Linked DNA regions of Homo sapiens: region 1 is linked to region 2. Evidence: chromatin loops called from intact Hi-C (ENCODE). Cell type or tissue: PC-3. All regions are shown on one strand.

Region 1 (8,000 bases), 120 kb after region 2:
CCCCTGCCCCGCAACTCCCATATGCTTCATTGATCTATTAGATTTCATTTACAAAATACAAATTCAAAAATAAATTTTTAAGGCAGCAACTGCAGAGCATTGAACCTTACAGGTCAAGCCCTACTGAGCATGGACTCTGTAAAACTGCACAGGCCACAGGTCAATGAGGCTACCTCTGCCTTTAAGACTGGACTGAATATAAGGCCTGATTGGATCTGAGTGTTTCAAGAGTTGAACTGCGGCAAACACTTATGTCTTCAATTACACTATTTTGACCTGTCTCTGATTTTATCTGCAGTTATGGTCGATAGTTCTGACTGGTGGTACAACACATACCTTGATTTTCTATTGCATATCTCCACTTTTCTATTTCAGGACCAATTCCACTTCAGCATCATTCCTGAAGACAAAGGAATATGTAAAGCCCATGAACAGTGTGGCATGAAAGTTTGCAGGTGGTAAAGCCCCTGAAGTCATGTGGGATGGGAGCTGGTGGACAAATGCCCAGCCTATCAAACTCTGAAGGCTCATTTCTGAGCGACATTCTCCATGTTTTCGAGAGATCTTTGTGACAATGGAATCCTTGGTTTCCACACCATTGTCGTACTGACTTTTCCTCCTTTCCCTTTCTTTATTCTTGCTTTCTGGGGTCACCTCCCAAATAAATCTCCTGCACCCAAGTCTTTGCCTCAGGCACTAATTTCATGGAATGCAAATTAAGATGTGGGTGAGGGAGAATGAGTAGCTAGTGTCATCACTTCTTTTTTTCCAACTATATCTTTCAGTCATTCCCCAGTACCTTCACAATAATTCCTAACAATTTGATTATGTGAATTGTAGAGTGCTGAATGAAATTCCCAAGATATTTATGAGACTTCTGGAAACAGGGGAAATAAAACCATCATTTCAAAGCTGTAAACAATGTCCTTTCTTCCAAAAAATGTGGAAATCTTTTTTTTTTTTTTGAGACAGAGTCTAGTTCTGTCCCCCAGGCTGGAGTGCAGTGGCGTGATCTTGGCTCACTGCCAGCTCCACCTCCCGGGTTCACGCCATTCTCCTGCCTCAGCCTCCCGAGTAGCTGGGACTACAGGTGCCCACCACCACGCCCGGCTAATGTTTTTGTATTTTTAGTAGAGATGGGGTTCCACTGTGTTAGCAAGGATGGTCTCGATCTGCTGACCCAAAAAATGTGGAGATCTTAAGCTACCCCTCCATTACACTTTTTAAATTTTTTTTTTTCTGTTTTATTCTGGTATTCTGAGCGAGTCTCCAGAATTACTCCTTTAATCTCAGATGTATAGGTCAAATAAACAAACCATTATTTAGGATGAAAACTTTGAGGTAGTAATGGAGATTTAAACTTCTAAGCTCAGTGTTCTTTCAATAATATAGATGGATGTTCATGACTTTTTGAGTCACAGCTTTGTCAATAAAAATTGTGTTGCTCTCTTTGGGAGAAATGTTTCTTTTCCAGATATAGATTATAACTGCACTGTGCTGCATGCTGATGTTTATTTGTGTGGACATGAATGTTTTCATATTTCAACAGTCACTGGGGCCAGAACTGAGATCCAGGGGACTGCAGACAAGATGTGTAGCTTGTTCTTTGTCATTGGCCAGAAAAATTACCATTAAAAGAATAAAGCTAGGTTTATTGAAGCTCACGCTGGTTCAAAGATTAATCTCCTTTATATTTTAATCACTTTAATTGATGTCTTAGCCACCTGAGGCAGAAACTTTGCACTCAATCCTTCTCTTATCCTAATCAAATTCCATCAACCCATCTATGTGTCCTTTGACGCTGCCTCTAATTTAAAAAAAAAAAACAGTTCCCTTCTTTCTATTTCCTCTCACTCCACTACTATTTCTTTAGTTTAAGCATTTCTCATCTACAATACTCACTATATTTCTATTCTAATTGGTCTTCATAGCTCTATTCTTGCTCTTTCTGACATCCCCACACAGATTAAAATGTCAGGCTCTCAGTTGCCTGGATCAGTGTTGTCTAGTAGAACTCCCTGCTGTGATGGATACATTCTATATCTGTGATGTTCAATAGAATAGCTACTAGTCACCTGTGACTATTGAGTACTTGAAATGTGGCTAGTGAGATTAAATAATTGAATTTTAGTTTATTTAATTTCAATTAATTTAAATTTCAAGTTAAGTAGAAACATGTGACTGGGGCTACCATATTGAACAGTACAACTGTGGAATGTAAACTCCATGAAGAGATTCTTTCTTAGCCATTGGAGATTGACTATTCTGAATTGTTCCTAAAATCGCATGACCACATTGCTTTACTGTACTTAATTCCTTTACTGATATAACTCACTCTGCTAGGTTGTAGCTTCTTGAGGGCAAGGTCATATCCTGAGTACAGCAATAACAATAATCTCAACAAACTTAAGTGGCTAGAATGACCATTCATCTGCTCTATGTTCCTGCTTTAGTCGCAGAAACGTTTCCACCAGTAACTCTGCCATCTGGGAGAAATCACTGGAAGAACATCCTTTTCTCTTACTCCATCATTTACTTGCTATTCTTTATTGGAGGAAGATTATGGAATCTGATTATTAAAATTCTAACATTCATTGGGCCCACATCATATGTACTATTAATAGTATGTGAAGGCCAGGCGCGGTAGCTCACGCCTGTAATTCCAGCACTTCGGGAGGCCAAAACGGGCAGATCACCTGAGGTCAAGAGTTCAAGACCAGCCTGACCAACATGGAGAAACCCTGTCTCTACTAAAAATACAAAATTAGCCAGGCGTGGTGGTGCATGCCTGTAATCCCAGCTACTCAGGAGTCTGAGGCAGGAGAATCACTTGAATCCGGGAGGCAGTGGTTGCGGTGAGCTGAGATCATGCCATTGCACTCCAGCTTGGGCAATAAGAGTGAAACTCCGTCTCAAAAAAAAAAAAAAATAGTATGTGATATTACTTTGCCTCAAAGATTGATAACCAAGAAATAGAAGCAGTCTTTTAGAAAAATCCTTGGGGACTAGAGACTGACTCTTCTGCTTTCTATCATGACAGAAACTACGTTTGTGAGGTAAGCCACAATCTTCTATATTAAGAGTAAATGTATTTGAATTTACCTTTGTATACCTAACTTTAGGTGGCTTCCAAAGTCTTGACTGAGTAGGAATGGAGAGAGTAGAAAAATAAGGCTCCAATTTGCTCCCAAATTCAAGCTGCTTCTTCAATTCAGTAATACCAAGGAGCTCTATACTTTAGGGGTCATAAGTGCTTTATTTAATTATCATTTGACTCTCATTGGTTTCTTGCATCTTGTCTCAATCGGTTAAAACCTAGAAGGAAAATTTATTTTTGTTTGGTACTTTATGGTCTCCAAGATTAATAATTGCTAATATTTAATTTCAGACTTACTCTGTGTTATAAAACGTTGGATACTTTATCCCTTCTTTCATTCAAATGATGTATATTGATGTCTATGCTGCTCTAAGAACTATGCTAGGTAATAGAGACACAGCAGTCTACAAAACAAACCTGTTTTCTGCTTTTATGGAGCTTAATATTACAGAGGTAAAGACAGGTAACAAACTTACAATAAGATAGGCAAAAAAATACATATTTGTAAAGTGTTTTGAAGAAAATAAAGTGCTATGATGAAAAAAGATAGGGTGTGGCGGGATACTTTTAGACAAGTTTAGTGGGTAACCCCAGAAGACCTTTAATTGGAGACCTTAAGAATAAGAATAACAAGCTATAGAATGTCCTGGGAGAGGAGTGTTCCCCACTAAATAAAACAGCATATCCAATGACCTCAGGTAGATAGTAGCATGAAAATCCATTCTAAGTGACAGTCTGGAGTAAACTTATTATTGCCCATACTGCAGGTGAGGAGGCTGAGCATAGAGGTGTAAACTGACTTGCCAAAGTCAAACAGCTAGTAAGTGGCAAAGCCAGAATTTGAACCACATCTATTGGACTCAGAGACCATGATCTAGATAGTGAGCATCTAACATAAAAGGTTCTTAAATGAATGAAAAGATAAGTAAATAAGTGTTTGAAAAGAAATCTATATGGACTATTAAAACTGATCTGGTCAGAGAAAATATCACTACTAGTCTTACAACAGGGATTTTATTTAAGGCAAAAGGTCTTGTAAATTATAACCACTGAAGTAATACAGGGTTATAATTCTGCCTGAGGATAAGCTTTGGGGACATATAGATTTGACACCCTTCGATTTTGACAGCCACTTAATAAAGTAGTTAAGTGACTTCTTACTATTTTAAAAATAGTAAGATTTTTATGATAATATCATTGCTTTAGCTATATAGGAGGATTTGTTTAGTGTTTAATATAGTTTTCCACTTAGTTCGTGAAAAAATGTATATCAGATTATGCTATCTCTAGGTCCCACCGTATTATTATTATCAATATCTTTTACTATCTATAACTATTATGATCAAAATCTTTGATCTACTGGAAAGAGCTACAATGAAGTTAATCTCTCAGGAGTAATATCTCAGAAAGATTCTCCAGGACTTAGATTAAACCTTGAAAAAATAAGTCAAAATCATAGGAGAGTCTTATTACAAATTGTTTACTTACAGGTATAAGATGTCACTGGCTAGAGGACATCCAAAGATTACTTTAAGCCAGTGATTTGTAACATTTTATTGACAGGTAGCCCTTTGTGAATTTAATGAAGTCTGTGAGTCATCTCCTTCCAAAATATACATACACAAATTTTGAAGATTTACAGGGATCTTCAGTTCCCTAAGGCTAACTAAATTCAATAATGCCAGCTTTAATGTCTTAGGTTCTAGGTCATTTCTCTAGAAATATCCCTGTAAAATTGACGTATATATTTTAATTATTTCATTCATTCTCTTTTTTTTTGATTTTCATGTATTTTTCGAGTTTCATATACTTCCATTTTATACATCTTTCTCTTTTTTCACATTATACATAGTCTTATGTTAAGGTCTAAAATCATGTTTATGTACGTGTACACATGTACGTGTTTGTGTATATATATGTGCACATGTATATACACATCCAGTATATACACGTCTAAAATGCTTTATTGATTTTCAGTCTTATATCTAGGTCCCAGGCTTTTTCCTTGGCTCCTCAGAAAGGATGAAGTGTGGTGATGCCCTCATTTCCTCTGAGATACTTACTCTATCAATAGTTCCTTGTTATATGTTTCTGCTCTTTCACACAAGATTCATTGTTCTTTTCCTCCTTCCCCCAAGTCTATTGACTCAAAATATTTGCATTTTATATAACTATCATATCAAGTGACACATTCACCAAAATAACAAGGATAATAAATTCAACATCATGGTTCAATTGTTGTATAATGTTTTATTTTTAATTTAAAAGTTTTTATCTTTTAAGGCCAAATTTCTTAATATCAGAAATTATTGAAACACAATTCATGTTCCAAAGTGGGTACATTTAATTAACTAGTTTTTTATTTTTTAGGGCCCATCCAACTCCATCCAGATTCATCATACTTGTGCTATTGCACTAGTCCCCAGGAAAATTAGGCATGAGTATGGACGAACTGTTATGCAAATATATTGCGTTAAAACAGATGCAACTCTGAGTGGCTTTCTTCCTATCAGTGTTCCCCCAGAGTGACACTGATTGAAAAAAATATAACATTCTTATAGTTAATTTGGGAAGTGTTCACGTGGATGACACTCCACTCTTAGAATTGCCTTGAAGTAGTAGCAATACTTGTTACTAACTAAAAGGGTTCTGTGGTCAAACACTTGGGGAATCACTGAACTAAACTTACTTGAGCCTTTTTATTTCTAGGATTTTTTTGTGATGCTCTAAAAGAGAGTGAAATATAGAGGGTTTTCAAACTACTTTTACTTTGACTGGAAGAATTTTTCTTAAAGAACAAGGAACATTTACTTTTTGGAAACCTTCTTCTAAAAAGAGTAAGGACATTTATTTTTTTGGTAGGGAGGGACTTTCTTCTACATTCTGGATAATCAGGGCCATGTGCTTTAACAGGATGTAAAGGGGAAGCTCATGATTAAACATGGGAAATATGCAGCAAATTGCAAGACCTGAGCTTAACCGCATAATTAGAACATAATTTTTCACTTCTTCCAGAGCATCAGCCAAGCAAAGGACTGAGAAATCTGCAACCCAATTGTCCTAAAAAGAAACTTAGGCTTCACATTTGTGACATAATTTCTTTTAAAATGAATATAAAATTTTATTTTTTATATTTGTAGAGCATAGGATGATTGAAATCCAGTTGTTGTTTTGTCTGACCTCCATATCTAATATGGCTAGTGCCGTTACTACTCTACAGAACGCGCAATAAGTCATTTTCTTTTATTCTTACATCAGAGTGGAAACTCTTCAAGTGTTATCCTTTAAAATGTCTATAACAAAAGTTTTATTTTATTTTATTTTTAATCTTCAGCATAATTTATGGAAATTTATTTGCTGACATGGCTCAGAGCACCTCATCTATAGGCTATTTCTTTATTTGGACAATCAGTTAAACATATGCTTTCTAGCTTCTACTTTCATGACAAAGAATACACTAGTTGGCAAAATTTTGGATAAAAACGTGATTGTTTAATGCGTATAATATATTTCTTAGTGTTAGAAGATTTGTGTTAAATCCTCGTTATAAAAATGCTTAAAATAATGTATTATTAAGCAAGATTGTCTCTTTGGTTCTGGGTGATATGTTTAATTTTCTAGGATGTTTCCCATTCGGTGGTACCTTTGTTTTGCTCTTCCTTTTGTACATTTGCAAGTAATATATCTGAGAAACATATTCAACATGAAATTAATAAAATATAAGGTTTAGTGTAGTTGATTGGGGTTAAAAAATTTAAAATACAAATTTTAGATATCTACTTTTGTTTACCATATGTAAAGTAATGTCTTTTATTGGTTAGGAAGTATAGGAAGAGATATAAGTTGTTTTCAAGGTAAGGAGGTCAGTTTGGGTACTCTACTTTTACAATGCCTACAGTACAGCCGATAAGAGATGTTTAGTAAAAAGTTATATATAAGAAGCTATATGTTACAGAAAAGACCAGGATTGGAGATTTAGTATGCAATACTATACTGAATATCATTTATTAAAATTGAAGACTTACTAGCTTCAATTTCCTAGGGAAAGCATACGGCATGAGATGGGAAGAGTATAAAATGTATGATCTTTATTATATCAGCATTTGAAAGAAAGGCAGAATAATATTTTTAAGTGGAAATGACTGAGAATAAATAACCAGAAAAGTAGGCAAATCAGAAAATGGGTTATTGGATGCCAAGAAAAGGCAACTGAGGAAAGAAGGTCAATATAGTATGTCATCAAGCCAAAGGGCCACAGATGAGACAAATTGAGCCTTTGCTTACTTTTAAATAATGATAGCACACACATACAAACTCACCAATCAACTTATGCTTTCTCTATATAAAATCTATCTCAGAATAATTAAGTAATTGATGAGGGGAAATCAGTCTTTATAAAGACAGTTTGGTAATTAAGTGAAAAATCAGCATTGTGAAATTATTAACGAATAATGATTTGACAATGATCATCAATTACTCTTAACATCACAGGAAGTCAGTTTGACTTTAAGTGTGGCTTGATGGAAGTATACAAAACTACCTATGATGTATTCTTAAAAACCTCAATCCTGAATCTGATTGAACTTGTAAACCCAACTACTAATTTACCAGAAATGAAGGGAATATAAAAACATGTTAAAGGACTAAACAGTAAAGTAACTGATAAAATATTGAGCATTTTCAAAAAATGAAATAGAAGAAACAGGGAGAACAGGAGGAAGGAAGAAAGATTATAAATTAACAGAGACTTTATTTGAATACTGATACAAAAATCTGTAAAAAAAAAGATGTATAATAAAGCAGGGGAATGCTGATTGGATATCGAAGATAATTTTAAAATATTGCACATTTTTAGGTAGTGTAAAGGTACTATAATTAGTTTTAAAATAACCTTTCTACATTA
Region 2 (8,000 bases):
GGGTTAGAGCAGAAAGGTAGATTTCTTGTCCTCACGGGGCTTGCCTTCAAGTGGCAGAAACAAAGTAAATATGCACACAACTATATGAGAGAGATGATATATTAAAAATGACTATGAAGAAAATTAAAGACATGCTAAGGAGTGACTGACAGCTGCTTATTCAGACAGCTGATTTGAGGAAGGGTAGTGGGTAAAGGCCTATCAAAGGGAATTATATTTGAATTAATACTTCAATGATGAGAAGACAGCAAAATGAAATAATCTGTGAGAATTACATTTCAATCAAAAAAAAAAAAGAACCAGGATAAAACTACCTAATTACTCTGAATTTACAATGACTCCAGTCAGAACTCTTAAGTAATGATTGTACCCTAATTGAAATGCAACATTGAAACCTTAAGTTGGAGACATTTACCTGATTGATTGATAAAGAAATATCATTAAATATCTAGCAAGTATTTTCTTTATGTTACAGGTATTAGATCCATAAGAGTCTATGGTTTTTAAGGGGAGAAAATAAAGTATATCCTCAGGAGCTATAGAAAGTGTGAAACCAACAGGCCCCAAAGCAGTATAAACACAGAACTGAGTTTAACAGTATTTACAAAGTCTAGGAAAGTTAAAAGGAAAGAAAAAGAAGGAGGAGAAGAAGGAAGAGGAAGGAGAAAAATAAAAGTTGAAAATTAGAGATAGGAAAAGGATAAATATGAAATGTATATTTTCAAGAATTAAGCAATTGTAACAATTTGAGAGATTCCTGGAGGATGAGAAGAGCTCAATCTAGAGACTATAAACTTTATATTTGCAGATCTGATTTAAGGTAGAGATTATCAAACAGTAAATAAAATATTATTTTTGGGGGTTTCAAAACTCTTCATTTTATGAGAAATCTGTAATGTTTTTCTGGGTTTTTGTTTTGAAAGAGAATAGGATAATTGGTGCACAGAAAAAATAAAAATAAGTGAGTGAAAGATTATATAAGTAGTAATGAAAACTAGAGAGAGGAACTGAAATAAACAAACTTTTAAAATTTGAGTGGTTAAAATGTTTGTTTTCAATTTTGAAACCAAAAGAGAAAAATATGATTAAAATATGGTCAATTACATGACGACATTTTCAAAAAGGAGGAAGTAACTTCATCCTTTAAGAAAGACCAAACTTTTCTAAACACCAAAGTTTAAAGGAATACTTTAATTCCTAATTTTTTTCAGTAATACTACAAGGGTCAATATACTCGACACTCATTCCTTTAATAAAAAAGGTGAAGTATTTCATCTGGATCTTCTTACAATATTCTATTTCATATGCTTATTCTTATGATACAGATAAAAGTCAAGGACATAATATAAAATGCAACATACTCAAATAATTTTCTGTAAAACTGAAATATTATACTGGAAATACTTGATTTTTTAATTGTCAGGCTTACTAAAGGAGAGTGAGAAGATTGTAAGGACTGCACATCTTTCAGAAATTTCCCCTAAATTCTACCTTCTTAGTGAGATTTTGATCAAAACTTGAGAGAAAACACCTTAGTCTCTTCGAAAAAAAAAAAAAGACTTCAATTGTTAATATTTTGAGTTGTGAGTTAAAGTTGGAAAGATATAGCTTGTAAACATTACATAAATTTCCAATAAAATAAACATTACTTGGTGAAAAGTTAGGAATCTTATCAAAATTCTCATTTAGAACGAAGTATCATCCATTTCTACTTGAGCTTAGTCCCGAGTTAAAGCCAGAATTTCCTTAAATCATCCTCAGTTGAATACAGTATATTAACAAATTGTCTAGTATCTCTAAAATTATCCACAGGAAAGCAATGATTAAATAATTTTATTCCAGTAAACATTTTTGTAGCTTCACCATGAGAAGTTGTAAAATCTCCGTGGAATGTTGGCTTTGAACACACACCATGCTAGTGGACCTATCTTGGTAAATTAATTGCAAAATATTCTTCCAATAACTAGTCAAATCTCCAATAATTGTGTATGAAATCAACAATAATTTTGGAATATAATATCAAATATAATAATAAGGATAAATACTGAAGACATTTTGGTATTAAATTAGTTTTTATTATGCATTATTTTGAAAATAACAAATTATTTTTAATAACAATTTCAAAAAAAATATGACCAATATACTTATAATACCAGAATTGAATCCATTCAGACCATCTAATAGTCATTAAATCTGCAAATTTACGCTAAAAGCTATAGTGGTCATACCATATTTCACTTGATATTGTTATCTGATCTATCAGGAGATTTTTATTGGTAAGGCTGTTGCAAGGATATTAGAATATGAGTTTCATATACGGCTACATGAACATCAATAAGTTAATATTTCACATATAACCAATTGTTTTTATTTTCAATATCTAATACTTCATATACTTCATAAAATTATAGTGATCATAGAAAGTATTAATAGTAGTCATTTGCTTTTTTTGTACAAAATATTGCACCTTGAAACCCCAACATAGTAAGAAGGAAGATAGCACAAATATTGATGGAATGAACAGTTGATGATAGATGGTAGGACTATGGATGAAAATTATGGCAAATGGTAGAAATATGATCCAAATATGAGCCAAACCTCATTGGAGTCAATCACAAGGTGGCTGGCCTCTTCAGAGTGATTGGCCTTTAATCTTTTAGAAACAAGTTAACAGAGAAGGACCATATTCCTTGGGATTTATTAAGATAAAATATTTAATAATTGTTATTGCCTGTGGCATTTATTGAATGCAAACCACGGATAAAGCATTTCACGTAAATTCTCATTTATCTTCATCAAACAGTTTCAACATAAGCATTACTATACTCTTGTTACAAGTGTATAAACCTATTTCCAAATGTTAATTTGTTGAAACTCTTTGAATCAATACTGCATCAGGGATTGGATGTTTGGAGGATTCATATAGGGAGGTTATAAAGGAAGCAAAGCAGGCCTATCAGTTAGCTATTGTTAGCTATTATTGTTATGTAATAAACCATCCAAATCTTCAGTGGCTTAAAACGACATTTTTCATAGTTCAAGTGGTTGGGCTTGGCTGATCTCTTTTGAAACACCACTCTTGTGTAGGTTAACTAGGGAATTTATCAAATGGAGACATTCCCCAAGAATGTAAAAATATATTTATTCTTTACCAAAAGAAGATGTACAGATGACAAATAAGCACATGGAAAGATGTTCAACATCATCAGACATTAAGGAAATGCAAATTAAAACCACAATGAGATCACTACATATGTATCAGAGTGGCTAAAATGAAAAATAGTGACAACACCAAATGCTGGCAAGGGTACAGAGACACTGGATACCTCCTACATCATTGGTGGAAATGTAAATGGTACAGCCACTCTTTCTTCTTTTTTTTATTTTTTTATTTTTTGAGACAGAGTCTCAGTCTCACTGTTGCCCAGGCTGAAGTGCAGTGGTGCAGTCATGGCCCCCTGCAGCCTTGAATTTGCCCAGGCTCAGATGATTCTCCTATCTTAGCCTCCCAAGTAGCTAGGACTAAAGGCTTGCGCCACATGCCGAGCTAATTTTTTTTTGTTTTTTTTTATAGTGAAGTTGTTTTGCCAGGCTGCTCCGGCTAGTCTTAAACAACTTGGGCTCAAGTGATCCGCCTGCCTCAGCCTCCCAAAGTGATGGGAGCCACCTCGCTCAGCCAGTAATCTTTTTTAAAACAACAACTCAACTCAACTAAAACTGCAACTACCATATGACTTGACAATTCTACTCCTGGGTGTTCATCACAGAGAAAGGAAAATTTATATTCATACAAAAACCTGTATATGAAGGTGTGTGACAGTTTTATTTGTAATAACCAAAAACTGGAAACAGCCCACATGGTCTTAAACAGATAAATGGTTGAACAAACTGTGGCACATTCATACATTAGAATTGTACTTGGAAAAAAAGCAAATAAACTATGAATATGCCAATATCTTATATGAATCTCTAGGGAAACATGCTGAGAGAAAATATAGAAATGGTTGTAAAAGAACAGCATGAGAGATCCTGGAAATGTAAATGGTACAGTCATTCTTTCTGAAAAAAGGATCAGTAATCATTACCACTAATCTTAGATAACTGTTTACGTACTTAATACACACATAACTGTTACATACAAAATTATAAAAGATCCCAGTGGTTTTGGAACTGTACAGTATCATAAGTGAAGAGATGCTGGTGGTTTTGGAACAGTACAGTATCTTGAATGTGGTGGTGTACATGAGAATAGACAAAGGTAATAAAATTGTATTGAACTTAGTACACATACGGGCATAGCTTCCAACCAACTGCAAATAAAACTGGGAAGGTATGAATACGATTAGTGGATTTTATCAATGTCAATAGCCTGGTTGTAATATAATATCACATATAGTTTTATAAAATGTTGCCTTTAGGGAAAACTGAGAAAAGTGTACACAGTGTATTATTTCTATAGTGACATGGGAAACTAAAATTTTCTCAATTTTTTAATTAAAAATGCATTTATTGATATTTAGAAAATAAAAATTTTAAAATGCAGAAATCAATAAACAAATCTAACAATAAGTAAAATAAAGTAAAACATTTAGAAAACAAAACATGATCTTGTAAGAATACAAGGACAAATACAAATTATTGGTAGAATTTTAAAGTAAAATTTAAATAAGATTTATTTCTAAAACACAACACAAAACAAAAAATATTTAAAACCTAAGTAAATTTTAAAAATTTTAGTGCGTTGGTTTTATTAGTTAATTATTTTAACTTGTTTATTATTTATTATTCTAAAATAAGTAAACTTTATTATTTCACTAACTTATTCTTACAAATAAATTTAATAATACCAATAATAAAATTTATACAGTCATGAGTCACTTAGCAATGAGGATACATTCTGAGAAATGCACCCTGTGGGCAATTTCCTTGTGCTAACATCACAAAGTGTAAACAATCCTAGATGGTATAGCCTACTGCACACCTAGGCTATGTGGTATAGACTATTGCTACTAGGCTACAAACCGGTACAACATGTTACTATACTGAACACTGTAGGCAATTGTAACACAATAGCAAATATTTGTGTATCTAAACATATAAAAGATAAAGTAAAAATATGATATAAAAGATTTAAAAGGATACGCCTTTGTATTTTAATTTTTTTATTTTTAAAAAATTTTTATTTTAGTTTCAGGGGTACATAAGCAGATATGTTCTATAGATAAATTGCATGTCACAGAGGTTTCATGTACATATTATGTCATTACCCAGGTAATAAGCATTGTACCCAATAGGTAGTGTTTTGATCCTCACTCTATTCCCACCCTGCACCCTCAAGTAGGCCCTGGTGTCTATTTTTCCCGCCTTTGTGTCCATGAGTATTCAATGTTTAGCTCTCACGTATAAGTGAGAACATGGGGTATTTGCTTTTTTGTTCTTGTATTAGTTTGCTTAAGATAATGGCCTCCAGCTCCAACCATGTTGCTGCAAAGGACATTATCTCATTCATTTTCTATGGCTTCATAGTATTCCCAGGTGTATATGTGCCATATTTTCTTTATCTAGTCTACCATTGATGAGCATTTAGGTTGATTCCATGTCTTTGCTATTTTGAATAGCGCTGCGATAAACTTATTAGTAATGTATCTTTATGGTAGAACAACTTATATTTCTTTGGGTATAATGGCCTTGCTTGGTCAAATGGTAGTCCTGTTTTAAGTTCTTTGAGAAATCACCAAACTGCTTTCCACAATGCCTGAACTAACTTACATTCCCATCAGCAGTGTATAAGTGTTCTCTTTTATTGACAGCTTTGCTAGGGTCTGTTATTTTTTGGCATTTTAATAATAGCCATTCTGACTGGTGCGAGATGGTATCTCGTGGTTTTGATTTGTATTTCTCTAATCATTAGTGATATTAAGCACTTTTTCATATGTTTGTTGGTCACATATATGTCTCCTTTTGAAAAGTGCCTGTTCATGTCCTTTGCCCATTCTAGGCATAGGCCCTGGTAAGTATTTCATGATGAAGATGCCAAACAAAATTGCAACAAAACTAAAAATAGACAAATGGGGCCTAATTAGACTACAGAGCTTCTGCCTAGCAAAAGAAACTATCAATAGGGTAAGCAGACAATCTGCAGAATGGGAAAAGAAATTTGCAAACTGTGCCTCTGATAAAAGTCTAATATACAGAATCTATAAGGAATTTAAATAAATGAACAAATATAGTACACCTTTATGGGGCATTTACCATGCATGGGGCTTGCAGGACTGAAAGTTGCCCTGGGTGAGTCAGTGAGCGAGTGGTGAGTGAATGTCAAGGCCTAAGACATTACTGTACATTTCTGTAAACTTTATAAACACTGTATATTTAAGCTACACTAAAATTATAAAAAAATTCTTTCTTCAATAGTAAAATAACTTTAGTAGCTTACTGTAACTATTTACCTTATAAACTTTTAAATTTTTATTAACTTTTTGTCTCTTTTGTAATAACACAGTTTAAAACACATGTTGTACAACTGTGGAAAAGTATTTTCTTTTAAAAATGTCTTTATTATATAAGGTGTTTGTTTGTTTTTAGAGATGAAGTCTCACTGTGTTGCCCAGTCTGGTCTCAAACTTCTGGCCTCAAGATACCACCCAACTTTGGCCTCTTAAAGTGTTGATTACATGCATAAGCCATCACAAAGGGCAAGTTTATTTTTTCTATTAAATTTTTTTTAATGTTTTGTTAAGGTACAAACACATACATTAATCTAGGCCCGCACTCGGTCAAAATCATCAATATCACTGTTTTCTACCCCAACATTTTGTCCCACTGAAAGGCCTTCATGGACAACAGGCATAGAGCTGTCAATCTCCTCCCTTCTTCTGGAGTGCTTCATGAAGTACCTGCTGTTTTACAGTTAATGTTTTTTTTGTTTTGTTTTTCAGATAAATGTAAGAAGTGCACTCTAAATTAATAAAAAGTATAGGAAATACATAAACCAATACATAGCCATTTGTCATTATGAATTATGTACTGTACATAATTGTATGTGCTATACTTTTATGCAACTGATAGCCCATTAGGTTTGTTTATACCAGCATCACCACAAACACATGATTAATGCATTGAGCTGCAATGTTATGATGGCTTCAGTGTCACTAGATGATAATCTATTTTATTTATTTGCTCAATGTTTGCCTAACTACTTTACATGTATTATCTTATTTAATGCTTACAACAATCTGATAAGTAATTTAAATTACATTCACTCCTATTTGAAGATGAGTTCAAATCAAGAGAGGTTATTTAACTTGCACAAAGTAATCTTATAGATGAGAAAAATGTTTATATGGAAAAGTTAAGTATAATTGGTTTATGTATAAACATATAGATGGATGCTACATTGTAAATTCTTAGCACTTTGTATGCATACTTAAGTTTGTGTATAAAGAAATAAAACCACAAGTACTGTCTTACAAAGTACTTATTTCCACTCAGAAATATTATATCCTTATTTCTCATGTTTTAAATGGTTTCGAGGAGATATTTTATGTATGCCTTAACCCACATAAATGTACCACCTACAGTAGTCCTCCCTTATCCAAAGTTTTGCCTTCTGTGTTTTTAGTTACTCTAAGTCAACTGTAATCTAAAAATCTTAAATGAAACATTTTAGTAATAAACAAATCATCAATTTGAGATTGCACGCTGTCTTGAATAACATGATGAAATCTACCTGCGATGTGAATCACTCTTTTATATGGTTTATCCCTGCTTTAGACACTTCTAGTCCATAGTCACTTAGTAGCATCTCGGTTATCAGATTGACTTTGGAGGTATCATAGTGTTTGTGTTCAGTTAACCCTTGTCTTACTTGATAATGGCTCCAAAGGGCAAGAGTACTGTGACTAATTTAAAAACTAAACTTTATCATAGGTATGTATGTGTAGGAAAAATATCGTGTTACAGGATACTTGGGGTGTCGTTTCACCAGCTGAAAACCTTTG

What was found. Peaks named below come from ENCODE experiments on the same cell type or tissue, not always from the same donor. Only the 100,000 strongest peaks of a DNase experiment are listed, where the experiment ranks them.
Region 1: a loop joins it to region 2, with 12 times the contacts of the local background. A loop is called at or near these places in 1 of 110 quality-filtered maps.

What each region holds. Positions count from the first base shown.
Region 1 is chr4:65,306,146-65,314,145 of GRCh38, forward strand. No RefSeq gene overlaps it. Among named protein-coding and RNA genes, the nearest start is that of LINC02835, 68 kb to the left of the region's middle. In PC-3, no CTCF peak of the experiment used is centred here; no DNase peak of the experiment used is centred here.
Region 2 is chr4:65,186,021-65,194,020 of GRCh38, forward strand. No RefSeq gene overlaps it. Among named protein-coding and RNA genes, the nearest start is that of LINC02835, 52 kb to the right of the region's middle. In PC-3, no CTCF peak of the experiment used is centred here; a DNase peak (open chromatin) is centred at 4,951; H3K27ac peaks cover 278 bases.